Regions from separate parts of the Homo sapiens genome. Here region 1 is linked to region 2. Evidence: chromatin loops called from intact Hi-C (ENCODE). Cell type or tissue: ascending aorta. All regions are shown on one strand. Links, peaks and the distances in the headings refer to the core of each region. The heading gives the core; the rest is flanking DNA.

Region 1 (8,337 bases), core at 35-8,034, 51 kb after region 2:
AGTGTTGTGGCTGGTTGGATCTTCTATCCAGACCACTAAAAAACCTTCTCCATATCAGCAGTAAGGCCATTTTACTTTCTTATCATTCCTGTGTTCACTGGAGTAGCACTTTTAATTTCTTTCAAGAATGTTTTCTTTGCATTCACAACTTGGCTGTTTGGCACAAGAGACCTAGCATTCAGCCTGTCTCAGCTTTTTTTATGTTATTAAGACAGTCTCTCTCTGTTGTCCAGGCTGGAGTGCATTGGTGCAATCATAGGCTACTGCAACCTCAAACTCCTGGATTCAAGTGATTCTCCTGCATCCAGAGTACCTAGGACTATAGGTACACATCACTATGTCCAGCTAATTTTTTAAAATATTTTGTTTGTAGAGATAGGGTCTCACTGTGTCATCCAGGCTGGTCTCAAACTCCTGGCCTCAAGCAGTCCTCCCGCCTTAGCCTCCCAAAGTGCTGGGATTACAGGCATGAGCCACCACAACCAGCCCTGTGTCAGCTTTTGACATACCTTCCTCACTAAGCTCAATCATTACTAGCTTTTGATTTAAAATGAGAGACATGCAACTCTTTCTTTCGCTTGAACACTTAGAAGTCATTGTAGGATTATTAATTGGCCTAATTTCCATATTATTGTATCTCAGAGAAGAGAGAGGCCCGAGAAGAAGGAGAGAGATGGGGGAACAGCTCATAGATGGAATACACACCACATGTTTGATTAAGTTTGCCATCTTATATGGGTGCAATTCATGGCACACAAGTACCATTACAATAGTAACATCAAAGATCATTAATCACAGGTCACCATAACAGATATCACAATGATGAAAAAGTTTGAAATATTGTGAGAATTACCAAAATGTGGCACAGAGACATGAAGTGAGCACATGCTTTTGGAAAAATGGTACTGATAGACCGGCTCGATGCACGGTTGCCACAAACCTTCAATTTGTGTAAAAAAAAAAAATCATGGTATCTGCAAAGCTCAGTCAAGCTAGGGGCAATATAATGAGGTATGTCTCTCTATATATATGCCCCTCCCCAAATTCCAAGCCCATTCAGTGTTTAAAACTATTTTCTAAAGTATTTGTAGCCCTTCAAAACCACAGGAGAGTGAGTAAGACCTAACTGTTGGTGTAATACAGAATAATGAATCTATCTATTTTACTCTGGAAAGGACATAGCCAACCCTCATGAAGCTGTATGACATGCCATTGCCTGCCAATGGTATGAATGCCATTGCCAGGGTATGACAGTGGCAGCCAACCTCCAGGAAGGCCCCTAATGACCCTCACCTCCTGGTATTCACCAGGATTGGTCTGTGTGACCCAGAGAATCTGGCAGAAATGACGGTGTTTCACTTCCAAGATTAGATTCTGAGAGGTTCTGCAGCTTCTGTCTTGGTATGCGTGTGTCTCTCTCTCTGGTATTTCTCGCTTTGGCTCCCGTGTTGTGAGCAGTCCTGTGGAGGCCCCCGTAGGGAGGAGCTGAGGCTCACAGACCGCAGCTGCCTTGGGGAGCTTGGAAACATCTTGATCGCAGCCTCATGAGGGACCCTGCACCAGACCCGGCTAGGCCGCTGCTGAAGCACTGGCCTAGAGCAACCATGAAGTAATGGTTATTTTAAGGCACTAAGTTTTGCGGTACCTTGTTACACATTAACAGGCAGCTAATGCAGTCTCTGTTCGCATTTTTATCCTCGTGTGTGGCACGCGTGTTATATAGTTAAGCATGAAGCAGGTCACGTCCAGGCTCCGAGGTGAGAGCCAGGCCCTTCCAGGTAATGCTAAATATTGTACAAACAGCAAGGTTTTGTTCATCAACCCAGGAGTGACCTTACTGAGTGGCGTGTTGGTGGTAAAAATGCCTTATATTTAAGAGAGAACACACATTCTCCTTTCTCTCCCACCAGAAAGTCTGGTTCTTGCTGCTCTGTCATTTCCCAGAAAGGACCAGCCTCTCTTGCTCCACCCCACTTCCTGTCTGTGGCCCTGTGATGCCAGGGGGCCCTCCACTGTCCTACAGAGGAGGGGACAAGGGGCAAGAGGGGCCAGAAGCATCTCTGGAATGCACACAGCTCATGAGCAGCTAGGCTTGCTCCAGCAGTCACATGTCCTGACTGGAGTCTTCCAGCGCCTTCTGTCCCCTCTGTTAGAAGAAAGGGGAACGCGGGTCCTTAACACAGTGCTTTTGGGAGATTGCCATTGACTCAGAGTCTGAGATTTACCATTAGGCGCATTTGAAACAATAAACATGCATGGAGCACTTACTGTGTGGCAGGACATGGTGCAGGGTGCTGTGGGGAGGAGATGAGTAAAACAGTGTTCCTGCTCTTGAGGAGCAGTCAAGCACAGTCATTACGGCCCCACCCACCACAGGGACCCAGAGGAGGGCACAGGCACGCAGCGGGAGGGATGAGGGAAAGCTTCCCGTAAGAGGTGGTGTCCACACTGCACCTGAAGAAGGTGGAACTGACATCTCTGTCCTAGGTGCCTCAACAGAGCCCTTCATTCCAACCCCTCATTGCACATGTATAGTTACAGGTCTGGCTACCCCTGCTCATGGATGAGTTTCTTGAGGCTAGAGATGGGTTTTACCCAGTGTTCCTGGTGCCAAGCCCAGGTCTTGACTCACTATGGGCTCTCAGTGGATGTTTGATGAGTGAGTGAGTGAGGGCATGTGGTGGATGATGAGGCTGGAGAGGTAACAGGACTGAATCATAAGGACCTTGCCTGTCGTGAATATTGAACAGCTTGGCAATAGAGGGGGTTTTCCTTCTGAGGAGTGGAAGCAACGTGGTCTATGGTATGTGCCAAGTGAGGGCAGAAGCTGGGGCAGTAGCCACATTGGCATCTCACCATGAGTCCTCTACATGGCCCAGGGTCTGTACCAGCATGACATAAGCCGTGCACGAGTAACAGGAGTGTCAGCCAGATCCGAGGGCTCCACTGTGATGCCTGCCCTGGAAAAGATAGAGCCCACTCAGGCCAGGCCATGGTGGTTTGAGCACCTCCAGCACCAGGGGAGATGCTGTCCTAGAACCAGGGCCCCCAGTCAGTGGACAAAGAAATGTAGGAAGATTCCAGCTCAGAGAACATCAGACCTTCTGCTCCCTGGAGCAGTGGTGGCTGCATGGACCCAGGGCTTGGTGCATGGAAAGTCCAGGCTCCGCACGCTGTGACTCTCCTTAAAGTGAGAATATTTTTCCCAGGAGTGCAAGGGCCTTTCATGTGAGGAGTTTTAAATGTGCTCTCTGGTGGTAGCCACAGCATCCTTAATTTTCTTGTACAGCAAAAGTCAATTTGGAATTGCAGGAAAGGAGGCTTTGTTCTCAGGTGATGTTGAGCAGCCTCTTTTGTGGTCACCTCTTGACACCCACACTGAGCGGGAGGAGGCGAGGGGAGTGCAGCACTGGCGCTGATTATAGAAAACAGCAGGGGTTCCGGAAGAAGCCTTTGGCTTTGGAATTGGGTTTGTGCTTCCATTTAAATGTGGAGGTGCCAGGTGTTCTGATAATTTCACTGCAAAATTTTGAAATCCGCTAATAAAGACCATTTAGAAGGACCTGAGAAGTGGGCTGTGTCCTCCCTCCTCTCCCACCCACCTCTCTCCTGCCACCAGCTCTGACCTGGGATGGACGGCAGCATGCTTCTGTTATCAAAACAGGCCAAAAAGAATGAAAAGCTAAAAGCAGGGAAAACTTCACAAGTTTAGATAAAGTTTTCAAGTGATTAAGTGCTGTGGCAGTGAAAACATTGACCCAATTGCAACTTGTAGGCTCCATCAGAGAGCTGTGGTTGACGGGCTCTCCTGTACATTTATATCAGGAGAGATGTGTTACCGGCTCCCTCAGAGTGTAAAGTGTACCCAAAATAGAGCTTGAAGAGTGGCTTTATCATGGAGTGACTCAGCGCCAGCTAAGAGGAAAGATGAATATAGCGTGACGATGTTCTCCACAGGAAACCCATGGCACGAAAACCAGGGGCGGGGAGGGTGCTTGTAGCACAGTGGCCCTGTGGCTGCCTCACTGGGCCCATGGCTGAGTAATGGGCTGACTGATGGCAGCCCTGTGGAAGCTGGCCTCAGACAACACAGGAAGCCCGCTCAGATTGTCTCTCAGAGCCTGTTCCCAAATGGGAAGCCACCAGCAAAAAAATCCCAGTGGGCTGTGCTCTTCATGTCCTGGTTGGGAAATTCAGGAAGCACACGTGAACACACACATGCCACAGACATGAAAAAGGTTCTGTCTTCTGAAGGCTGTTGGCCGATCTTAACATGAATTTTAAAAAATGATTTGCTACATTTGAGGCATTTCTTCAAGCCAGTTTTGGACACAATCCCTGGTTACTTTGTTCCTGGGGACATTCAGTACCCATGTCTGCCAAGCCCTGTAGTTTTGAAAACATCCCTGGCCCTCACAAAAGCCCTCATAAAACAGCATCCCCTCAAAACCCAAGGCACCTGGTAAGGAAAGAATTAAAGCCAGTGACGTGAATTTAATGTTCGATCCCAAAACCAGAGTTGACTTGGCTTGTCTGGGTTGTTCACCCAGGGGAGGGCTCTCCTCCACAAGGCCCAAGCCCTACTGGGGCTGCTTGGGCACCAGCCACGCTGTGGGGAGGGTGTTAATCGTGACTGAATCGTGATTCCATGTGGGAAACAGTCCTGCAGTCGGGGGACAGGAGGAGCCAGGCTGGAATCCAACACAAACAGTCCAGGGGCAGAGGGAACATTCCCGGGTACCTGTGTCCCTGAGTGACTTGAAAATGCTGAACTTATGCTGAATTCTGTTTAATGATTATTTGCGGGAGGGGAACAGGCATTCTTAAGAGATCGGTTTACCTTAGGAAATCCTGTACTCCCCCTGCTTTCCGGCCTTCCGGCCTCCTTGTATCCTGCACACGCTATTCCTTTGCATACATTTGCAGCGAACTTTGCTCCCCAGGGTATCTGGCTTTTGGGATAAAGACTAATGTCCATGTCAAAATGATTCTTGATAAAAGCATCCTAGATGTTAAATATTTATTTTAAGCTAAATGTTCTACTTCTGAGAGGTTAAAAAACAAATGCCTTTTCATGCAGAGCCTTTTGCCAGTCAATGTTTGAGTTTCTTTAGGCTTTTTTATTTGGCTCTGCAGCAGCTAGCTAACCAACTGCATTCCTGAGATGAGCTGACAAGGAGGCAGAAATGAAGAAATAAACAAAAAGCCATGTTAATTTCAAGCTTCAGTAGGAATACAAAGAGAAATATTAACATTTGCTGAATGACAAATAATGAAATGGCTGGAAAATTTTAATGCTTCTAGCATGCTTTTATAAGCTCTCCTGGAATTTTCCCCCCATCAGGTATTGCACATTTATAACCAGCAGTGCACCATGTAAAGGCAGTTCGATAGGTTGTTTAATTTAAAGATTGGTATTTCTGAGCATATAGTGTTCCTAATGCAATTCCTAACCCCATTTACACTTCTCTGTCTACCCGAAGTACCCACATCTTCTTAGCATAATCTTTATAATTGTTTGTTGCTATGGTTTTAATGGGTCCCCTTCAAAATTCAGGTGTTGCCAATGTGAGAGTATTAAAAGATAGGGCCTTTAAGAGGTGATTAGGCCGTGAAGGCTTCTCCCTGGTGAATGGGTTTAAGGCCCTTTAGAAAAGAGGCTTCATCATTCCCTTTGAAAACTGGCACAAGACAAGGATGCCCTCTCTCACCACGCCTATTCAACATAGTATTGGAAGTTCTGGCCAGGGCAATCCGGCAAGAGAAAGAAATAAAACGTATTCAAGTAGGAAGAGAGGAAATCAAATCGTCTCTCTTTGCAGATGACATGATTGTGTGTTTAAAAAACCCCATCGTCTCAGCCCAAAATCTCCTTAAGCTGATAAGCAACTTCAGCAAAGTCTCAGGATACAAAATCAATGTGCAGAAATCACAAGCATTCTTATACACCAATAATAGACAAACAGAGAGCCAAATCATGAGTGAACTCCCAGTCACAATTGCTATAAAGAGAATAAAATACCTAGGAATCCAACTTACAAGGGATGTGAAGGACCTCTTCAAGGAGAACTACAAACCACTGCTCAATGAAATAGAAGAGGATACAAACAAATGGAAGAACATTCCATGCTCATGGATAGGAAGAATAAATATTGTAAAAATGGCCATACTGCCCAAAGTAATTTATAGATTCAGTGCTATCCCCATCAAGCTACCACTGACTTTCTTCACAGAATTAAATTTCATATGGAACCAAAAAAGAGCCTGTATAGCCAAGACAATCCTAAGCAAAAAGAACAAAGCTAGCGGCATCATGCTACCTGACTTCAAACTATACTACAAGGCTACAGTAACCAAAACAGCATGGTACTGGTACCAAAACAGTTATATAGACCAATGGAACAAAACAGAGGCCTCAGAAATAATGCCACACATCTGCAACCATCTGATCTCCGACAGACCTGTCAAAAACTAGCAGTGGGGAAGGATTCCCTATTTAATAAATGATGTTGGGAAAACTGGCTAGCCATATGCAGAAAACTGAAACTGGACCCCTTCCTTATACCTTATACAAAAATATAAAAACCCTAGAAGAAAACCTAGGCAATACCATTCAGGACATAGGCATGGCAAAGACTTCATGACTAAAACACCAAAAGCAATGGCAACAAAAGCCAAAATTGACAAATGGGATCTAATTAAACTAAAGAGCTTCTGCACAGCAAAAGAAACTATCATCACAGTGAGCAGGCAACCTACAGAATGGGAGAAAAATTTTGCAATCTATCCATCTGACAAAGGGCTAATATCCAGAATCTACAAAGAACTTAAACAAATTTACAAGAAAAAAACAAACAACCCCATCAAAAAGTGGCCGAAGGATATGAACAGACACTTCTCGAAAGAAGACATCTATGCAGCCAACAAACATATGAAAAAAAGCTCATCATCACTGGTCATCAGAGAAATGCAAATCAAAACCACAATGAGATACCATCTCACACCAGTTAGAATGGCGATCATTAAAAAGTCAGGAAACAACAGATGCTGGAGAGGATGTGGAGAAATAGGAACACTTTCACACTGTTGTTGGGAGTGTAAATTAGTTCAACCATTGTGGAAGACAGTGTGGTGATTCCTCAAGGATCTAGAACCAGGAATACCATTTGACCCAGCAATTCCATTACTGTGGCGGGCTAGGGGAGGGATAGCATTAGGGGAAATACCTAATGTAGATAACTGGTTGATGGGTGCAGCAAACCATCATAGCACATGTATACCTATGTACCAAACCTGCACGTTCTGCACATGTATCCCAGAACTTAAAGTATAATTTAAAAAAAATAATAGAAAAGTGGCTTCATGTAGCTGTTAGCTTAGCTTGCTCTCTTGACCTTCTGCCTTCCGCTGTGTGAGGGCTCAGCAAGAAGGCCCTCCCCAGACACCAAATGCCGGCACCTTGATCTTGAACTTCCCAGCCACCAGAACTGTGAGAAATAAACTTTATAAATTACCCAATGTTGGGTGTTGTTTTATAGTAGCACAAACGAACTAAGACATTTTCTCACTAAATGAAGTCACTTTACCCAGCTAGAAGGATGGTCACAGGATCATTATTGTTGTTTAAAAAATGTGTATATATGTGTGTGTGTGTGTGTGTGTCTCCATATATATATATAATATATATAATATCAGCCCCTCTCTCTCTACATACACACACACACACATACACACACATCCCACATTAGAAATACTATGGTTTGGCCGGGCGTGGTGGCTCACGCCTGTAATCCCAGCACTTTGGAAGGCCGAGGTGGGTGGATCACCTGAGGTCAGGAGTTCGAGACCAGCCTGGCCAACATGGTGAAACCCCATCTCCACTAAAAATGCAAAATTAGCCAGGTGTGGTGGTGCATGCCTGTAATCCCAGCTACTCGGGAGGCTGAAGCAGTAGAATCACTTGAACCCAGGAGGCGGAGGTTGCAGTGAGCCGAGATCATGCCATTGCACTCCAGCCTGGGCAACAAGAGCAAAACTATCTCAAAAAAAAAAAAAAGAAAAAGAAAAAAAGAAATACTATGGTTCTAATACTTGTGTTCATTTGTCAATTAGATGTATGGCACTATTAATTTCAGTTTAATTCAGTTTAGTACATGTTTTTCGAGTACCTACTGTGTACAAGGAACTGTGTGGGGTACCTTCTGAGCACTTCACCTGCTCTCCAGAGATGCCTACTGAGTGTTTCATTGCAGAAAAGAAGTGCTATGGCATGTTGGAAGAAGGGGGACTCATATCTAGCTTTGGTCTGTTGAACCAAATAAACAGATCTGTTTGTTC
Region 2 (8,337 bases), core at 81-8,080:
GCCCCTCTGTCTACCAGGTCATGCCTTCCTCTGCCACTTGAAGTCAGCAAGGACGCCAAAGGGGACCAGCCTTCCCTTCATTCTCCTGTCACCTGATCCTGTGGCTTCCACATTATCGTGGTTCCTTTCCTACCTGTCAGTGCCAGGGTCTTTGGGTCATCCCTCTAGTTTGTTGTCTGCACCTTCCCTGCAGGTTCCTATCGCCTCTCAGATGCGCCTTCATGGTGGGTGCCAAGCCCCTGGCCACATGCTTTCATTTCCCACTCAGAAGTGGTACCATTCCTCCCTCCCCTCTCAGCCACCTCCTGTGACTCCTCAACAGAACAAAATCGAAACTAGGCACCAAAGACCTGCCACGCTGACTCCAGCCTTTCCAGACCCTTTTGTCACTCACTGCAATGCAGAGCCCTCAACCACAGGCATGGTTTTATTCTTCCTGATGTTCCCTTAGATGGGTTTGGTCCTGTTTTATCTTATTTTCATATTGTGCTTTGTATTGTATCTGCACACTATCCCAGGTCCTGTAGGCAGTGGATGGCTTATGAATCTTAAATAAAAATGGGTCTCATCTGTCCCTGGAACCCAGTGCTCACTGGCCTCTGTGTTTCAGCTCACCCCTGGCTTCGCCTTGGGGTGCACTCTCGTGTGTAAAGGGGTCGCTGACTCTGAGAGCACTCCATCCACTCTCTGAAGCCTGCACCGTTCAATGGGCAACAGTTGCGACTTCCTTCTGTGGTCAGTTATCTCTTCTCCCCTTGGCCCATCTCGTCCTGTTGACCTGAAAAACAGGTAGCCCTTTCTTTCACAATGCCAGTGGTCACCTGCCACTCTTGGGGTGGTGCTTGGACATCGTAGGTGCTCAGCAGATATTCCTGGATGCTGCTCACTCTGTCCTCTACAGTCCTCAGCCTAGCAGATTTGGAAATTTGACTCCATAAATTTAAGGATTATTGGGTTCTAAAAGACTGGTTCATACTAACTAATTCTATAAAAGGCTGATGGATCAATCTGAATCATTTAAAGAGAGATAATCCTAGCATCCAGAGAAGCTAGGCCTACATATCAAGGTATTTTCTCCTTGGTCAGAAGGTCCTCTCTGGAATCCCAGTAAGAGATGAGAAAGTTGCTTATTTAGCACAGAATTTAAGCAAAAGGCTTAAGTCGTCATGTACTTCTAAATGTATTTATAAATCATGAAAACATTCTCTGCTCATGGGATACTTCTCTTAAAGAACCTGCATGGGATATCTAGAATCAAATATTCCCTTCCCCCCTCGACAGTGAAAAACCTATGACTTACTTCTAGACTTCACTAAGATTAGTGTCAATTATCTTTGTAACATCATCTCTCTTTATTTAGGTATGACATATCATAGTTATACCAAGTTGGTAGATATTCTCATTAATTACATTTTACGTCATTTTGGAGTCACAAATCATACGGCTTGTCAAATCCTGGTTTTGTAATTTTTGAGGGTTCCTTCATTTAGGATCTGCAGATCTCTATTTATAAATTAGTACAGCATAACACTCCTATGAGGGAAATGATAAATGTGTGTGCCTTGATTCTAGAAATCACAATCTAAAACACCATACAAGTTAGGAGTCCACAGTAGTGTGTATTTGGCCATTAATGAATCAGTGGTCCCCTGGGTGTGTGAGCCATGCTATTTTTAAAACCATTGCTGACTTCAGTGATAAAGAGAGTACAGAATGTGCCTTCCCAGGCTTGTGAGCTTACCATGAATAATACCCATGGTTATCATGATGTCAGAACTTAAATATTCTTTACCAAGAGCACAACCGTGGCGTCATGGAGCATGGGAATGCATTTAGGGGGCAGGGTGTGGAAAGTCCATTTTTCCCAGAGAAAACATCAGCCCAGGGTAAAAGCTGATTCTCCCATGGGGGCACTTAGGCCTGTATGCAGCAGTGCCAGACTCCTGTAGGGCATCTTCCAATTTTAGTCACCAGAGAGTGATTTGCGTCAAAGTTTGCAAACCAAACCAGAGCATTTGTCACTGAAGATCCCGTGCCTTCCACTTGTTCAGAAAAGTTATTAGGTGGGGGATTAGTACGTGCACACTTGAAATCACTAACACTGGTGGTGATGAGAGTAGTTTCATCATTTGACACATTGATCTCCTGAAGCATTCTCCTGGGGAATGGAAGTGATGCTAAAACATGGAAGAAAGGGACTGAACTATTTCGGAATTTTAACGTTGTCTTTAAAAACGTGTGCTCTGGTTTTGCTAGGTGAGCATGCTGTGCCTCACAATAGAATTACACTAAACCACGTTAATTGTGACTCATTAGGGATGGCAGCATTAACGAATATTCCAGCACTGGTTAGGATGGCCTAAGTTGTACAGCAGTAACAAACAACAGAGGTTTGCTTCACACTTGCGCCACATCTTGGGTCAGCTGGGGTCTCTGCTCTTTGTTACCCTCTTTCACTGACCAGGCAAAGGAGCTGCTCCTCCCCAGACCATGGTTGGTTACCGTAATATAAGGGAAAGAGGAGTCACACACTGGCCGGAAAGGCTTTTGCCTGAGAATGCTACTTCTTGCGTACTTCTTATTGTCCAAGGTGGATCATTTGGCCAAGACTAATTCTAAGTTACATGGCTTAGCTTACCTGAATTACAGCACAGCTTTTCAAAGTAATGGGTGCAAGACAACGTATTAGGATACAGAAGAAAATTTGAATATGTATATTTTATCTCACTTTATCCTTTAAATTTTTCTATATTTGTGTTTTTGGTTAACAATACTGTATTGGAAAGTAAAACATAGATTATTTTTAATTATAAAAATCACATATATCAGGAGTGTTCTCTTTTCCCCTGATTAAGTGCTTAATCAAAAAAGTTGAGATCATTGTTTATACAGTAGATACAAATCTGCAATAAGCATATTGTACATAGAAACTGGGTCTCAGTTATGACCAAGGATAGTGCTTTTGGTTAAAATGTTACATGGAAAAGAGATGCAGAAGCTTTGAAAGTAAATTCTATTCTGTGTTAGCTAGGCCTCTGGGAGCTAGCTGACCACCCTCCCCTCAGTTTTCACTAAACGCTTGTTTAGGACTGTATTAGTCCATTCTTGCATTGCTATAAAGAAATACCTGAGTCTGGGTAATTTATAAAGAAAAGAGGTTTAATTGGCTTCTGGTTCTGCAGGCTGTACAAGAAGCATGATGCTAGCATCTGCTCAGTTTCTGGGGAGGCCTCAGGAAACTTACAGTCATGGTGGAAGGTGAAGGAGGAGCCAGCCTTTCACATGGCCAGAGCAGGAGCAAGAGAGAGTGAGGGGGGAGGTGCCACACACTTTTAAGCCACCAGATCTCACAAGAAAACTCACTCCCGTTGCAAGGACAGTACCAAGATGAATGGTGCTAAACCATTCTTGAGAAACCACCCGCATGATCCAGTCACCTCCCACCAGGCCCCACCTCCAACACTGGGGATTACAATTTAAGATTTGGGTGGGGACACTGATCCAAACCATATCAGGGACTCACTATTTTATACACACACACACACACACACACACATATATATATAATATGTTATATATATTATATGTTATATAATGTCATATATAATATATGTTATATATAGTTATATATATATATGTTCATTTACTCCTCACAAGGACCCTATGAAATATGATTACTGTCTCCACTTTAGAGATGAGGGGATTGAGGCAGAAAGGGGTTAAGTAACTTGCTGAGATCACAGAGCTAGAAAGGGCAGCACTGGCATCTGACCTAGTTGTTGAGAATGCAGAAACAATCTGAAAATTAGCTCTTGGAATACAGACCCCTATGAAGATAGGGATGGCCTACATCACCAAATGCCATCCTGTCTGTTTTAAAGCAAGACATAGGAGAGCTATCAGACATCTTAGATGTACGTGGGGAAGGCGCCCCGCTACAAGAACCAGTATTATCTGAGTGGGCACCTCCTCCCAGCACTGGGTGTAAGTGGCTCCGTGCCATGGAGTTGTTGGGTAATAACGCCAGGACTGGCTTGATGACAGTGACTCACAGTAGAAAAATGTCCTTGCAACAGACCAAAGAACCCACTTTAATTTGCACAGCTTAGAATGGGCCACTGGTTGCCCTGCCAAGGGATCCCTGTACCAGCTGATTTTCATATCCACAAACACACACACAAAAGCACCTATTTAAATATTGCAAATAATACCACATTGCATTTTTATTATGCTTTATAGTTTACAAAGCACATTACAATGCTACTTTATTATTCTTAGTGTGCTCCAATATAATTTCACTTGCCTTCTCTTTTCTCACCTTTTTCTCATCTTTAGTTTCTTTTTCCTTTTCCTCTCAGCATCCGTGCCAACTTTCCCCACACTCCAGCTTTCTTCCTTTCGTTTCTTCCTGCTCTTCCCTCTCCCTGCGAGTTGTGGAGGTGGTACCTTTCCCGAAGTGATCCCTAATTGAGTTTAGTCAGGTGTCAGTTAAAGGCAACTGAGGGGAATGAAACAATTCTCCAAGGAACAAAACAGTTGTAACATGGAGCTCCTGTTGTAAATAGCAGTTGCTATTTAAATCAAGTAAGAAGGATGGATTATTGTGCTTTAAGAAGGGGATGAAATGAATCCTGTATTTAAAGAGAGCCTGGGGGAAAGGGTTATCTGCATCTCACATCCCCGGCATCACTGTGTCTGCAAAACATCTTTCACAAAGTTTTCTTTGCAGTTAGAGAACAGCCTGTGAGAGAAATGCTCAAAGAAATACATAAACATGAGTACAAGGGGTGTGCAAACAGGTGTTGCACTGAGCGCAGAACCCATTTGGCGGCCCTTTGTCCTGGTTCCTTTGTATAACTCAGCAAGAAGTTGAGGTTTAGAAAAGGCAGGTTTGAGGAAGTGCCGTCTGTGGCCTCTTAACTGTGGACGTCACTGATGAGAACAGATCGAACTTTAGATGCCTTCCTTAGAAATTTTGTTGTTTTGAAGTCAAACCTCAATCACAATGAACAAATATATTTGCATAAGGAGAGGAGGTGTATAGTGCCCTGGCAGGAATTAAGACTAAAACGTGGGAGTAAAGCTGTAGATGCTTCTGTTGCTTTTTAACCAAGAGGCCACAGACACAGGCCGGGAGGCTGAGAGGGCAACCTGCCATTTGGCCAGCGTCACTTTGCGATTGTTATAAATACTTTATCATAGCTTGAGTACAGACATGCCTTTTCAATGAAATACATCCTGACTTATTTTGCAGAGGGTACTAGTTTCATAGGGTGACTGTAACAAATTAACACAAACTATTAATAGGTGGCCTAAAACAACAGAAATGTCTTCTCTCACAGTTTTGGAGGAGTTGGCAGGGCCACGTTCCCTCGAAGACTCCAGGTAAATCCCCTTCTTGCCTTCTCTCGGCTTCTGATGGCTCCCAACAATGCTGGGCATCCCTTGGGTTACAGCTGCATTGCTCCAGTCTCTGCCTCTGTCGATGTGTGGCCCGCACTCTGTGTGTATGTCTGTGTCTCCTCTTACAAGGACACCAGTCATATGGGATTACGGCTCACCTTAATGAATTTATTGTAACTTGATTACCTCTGAAAAGACCCCATTTCCAAAAAAGATCACATTCACAGGTACTGGGGGTTAGGACTTAACATATCTTTTGGGAGGACACATAGTAATAGAATCTACACAGTTTTTAGTTTAAATGAAAATTAGGGCCAGGTGCGATGGCTCATGCCTATAATCCTAGCACTTTGGGAAGCCAAGGCAGGTGGATCACCAGAGGTCAGGAGTTTGAGACCAGCCTGGCCAACATGGTGAAACCCCATCTCTACTAAAAATACAAAAATTAGCCGGGCATGTTGGCTCATGCCTGTAATCCCCACTACTCGGGAGGCTGAGGCAGGAGAATTGCTTGAACCTGGGAGGTGGAGGTTGCAGTGAGCCGAGATCTCACCACTGCACTCCAGCCTGGGCGACAGAGTGAGACTTTGTCTCCAAAAAAAAAAAAAGAGAGAAAAAATTGCAGTGACATGGTAACAAGAACACCAAAATGGGAAAGAATAGAGTAGATTTCCAGTTCTGATTCTGTGTGCCACAAACATTTCTGAAGTAGAACCTGAGGTAGCTCAAAAAGGCACCTCAGCTGTGGACTGGGCCGGAAATGGGTGTTTGGCTAGTAAAACGCATCATTTTACTTTACCAACATAGTACCAGACATTTAAGGCTAACAAATTCACTCTTGCTCAGAAGAGAAAAAGCCTACCAGATTTTTAGTCTTGATTTAGACTTTACCAAACATTTCTAAAGGATAGGAAAAGTCCATCTGAGGCTTACCTTCCGTTGCCAGGCACACACCTGGCCTCCTCAGTATCTGCTGCAGGTCTGGTTTACTTGTCTCTTGAGGTGGTCAGTGAGGATTTTGAACCAGTAGTGAATGGAGGGACATTGGTATGTCATGTTAGGAAGTGGCTGAAAAATTCAGGGAAGGTGCTTTCTTTCGTAAAGGTTTGTGATTCAAACACCTGAAAACTGGTACTGCTGAAACTTTAACCGTCCTTATTTAGAACATTTCAGGGACAAGGTAAGCAGCCTTCTAGATCTTTGAAAAAATGTGGATTTAAATGGAATTCCTCTGGGTTGAAACCAGAAGTACAGCTGATTTTGTTTTCATAGTTTGTGGGTGTTTGCCTTTTTCATCCCACCACGTTTATTTAAAAGGTTGTCTTCTTGAGATCCTCCATTGGAAAGAAAATGCAGTGTTGAAAAACAGAACAATGTGGATGGCAGGTGAGAGAGGGCACACGAGGAAGAACCAAGCCGGGGCTCCTCCTCGATGCTGAGGGGCATGAAGAGGGGTGGCCTGAACTTGGCCGCCCACTGCCAGCCACTCTTGAGGTGGCTTTTGGGGCCTACTTAGGTTCTGCCTCAGACACACACAGAATCAAAACTGGAAACCTAGTTTTTGTGTTATTAATAAGCCACTCCCAATTCTCTCTCTCTCTCTCTCTCTCTCTCTCTCTCTCTCTCTCTCTCTCTCTCTCTCTCTCTCAGAGACAGGGTCTACTCTGTCACCCAGGCTGGAATGCAGTGTTGCAATCACAGCTTGCTGCAACCTCTACCTCCCAGCTTCAAGTGATCCTCCCACCTCAGCCTCCCGAATAGCTGGGACTATGGGTGTGCACCACCACACCTGGCTAATTTTTTTTGTTTTTTGTAGAGACAGGATTTCACCATGTTGCCCAGGTTGGTCTTGAACTTCTGGGCTCAAGCAGTCCACCCATCGCGGCCTCCCAAAGCATTGGAATTACAGGTGTGAGCCACTGAACCTGGCTCCAATTCTCTTTTATACCAAAGTGACTACAGTTGCTCCTCAGTAGATTGAGAGATACATTCCTATATGGCCTTTTTCAGAAGCGTTGTAACATCAACTCATGCAGAGCTTAATTTAAAGTAGATAGTATGCTTTTACTTGTTTCCAGCTATGATATTAGACTAATTGAAATGAACTTATAGGTCCTTTAAGGTAAGATATAGAGAAAGCACAAAGTGAAATGTCTTATCTCCAAGAAGGGAAAACCGAAGAGACTTCTTTTGGAATATGGTAATTATTTAACCTGAGAAAATTATACTTTAGTAAAATGCTTTTGGTTTCCTTAAAACTATTGTTATGGGTTGAATTGTGTTTCCCCCCTGCCAAATTCATATCTTAAATTCCTAACCTTCCATATCTCAGAATGTGACTTTATTTGGAGGTAGGGACTTTATAGAAGGAATCAGGTTAAAGTGAGGTCATCAGGGTGGGCCCTAACCCAATACAACTGATGTCCTTATTAAAAGGGAAATTTGGACACAGATACACACAGAGGGAAGATGATGTGAAGAGACACACAGAGAAGACAGTCATCAGTGAGCCAAGGAGGGAGGCCTAGAACAGACCCTTCCCTTCCAGCCCTCAGAAGGAACCAGCCCTGCTGACACCTTGGTCTTGGACTCCAGCTTCTTGAACTGTGAGACAGCGTCTGCTGTTTAGGCTGCCCAGTCAGTGGTGCTTTGGTACCCCAACCCTGGCAGATTCATATGCTATGTTTAGAAAGTGGTGTTTTGTGTTTTTCTAAATAAGGTTCTTAACCCAGCCAGGCACAGTGGCTCACACCTGTAATCCCAGCACCTTGAGAGTGTGAGGCAGGAGGATCGCTTGAGCCCAGGAGTTCGAGACCAGCCTGGACAACATAGGGAGACCCCGTCTCTATAAAAAAATAAAAATAAATTAGGCAGGCATGATGGCGCACACCTGTAATCCCAGCTACTTGGGAGACTGAGGTGGGAGGATCTCTT

What was found. Peaks named below come from ENCODE experiments on the same cell type or tissue, not always from the same donor. Only the 100,000 strongest peaks of a DNase experiment are listed, where the experiment ranks them.
Region 1: it touches region 2 in a loop (4-fold over the local background); 26 of 110 quality-filtered maps call a loop at or near these places.

Annotation. Positions count from the first base shown.
Region 1 is chr7:139,676,586-139,684,922 of GRCh38, reverse strand. The region is part of intron 2 of HIPK2 (homeodomain interacting protein kinase 2); the gene reads left to right. Among named protein-coding and RNA genes, the nearest start is that of HIPK2, 97 kb to the left of the region's middle. RefSeq lists enhancers at 2,080-2,249, 3,226-4,425. In ascending aorta, for the core only: no CTCF peak of the experiment used is centred there; DNase peaks (open chromatin) are centred at 3,982 and 4,642; H3K27ac peaks cover 4,785 bases.
Region 2 is chr7:139,728,039-139,736,375 of GRCh38, reverse strand. All of the region lies in intron 1 of HIPK2 (homeodomain interacting protein kinase 2), which reads left to right. Among named protein-coding and RNA genes, the nearest start is that of HIPK2, 46 kb to the left of the region's middle. In ascending aorta, for the core only: no CTCF peak of the experiment used is centred there; DNase peaks (open chromatin) are centred at 1,765, 4,005, 4,825 and 5,155; H3K4me3 peaks cover 1,412 bases; H3K27ac peaks cover 7,502 bases.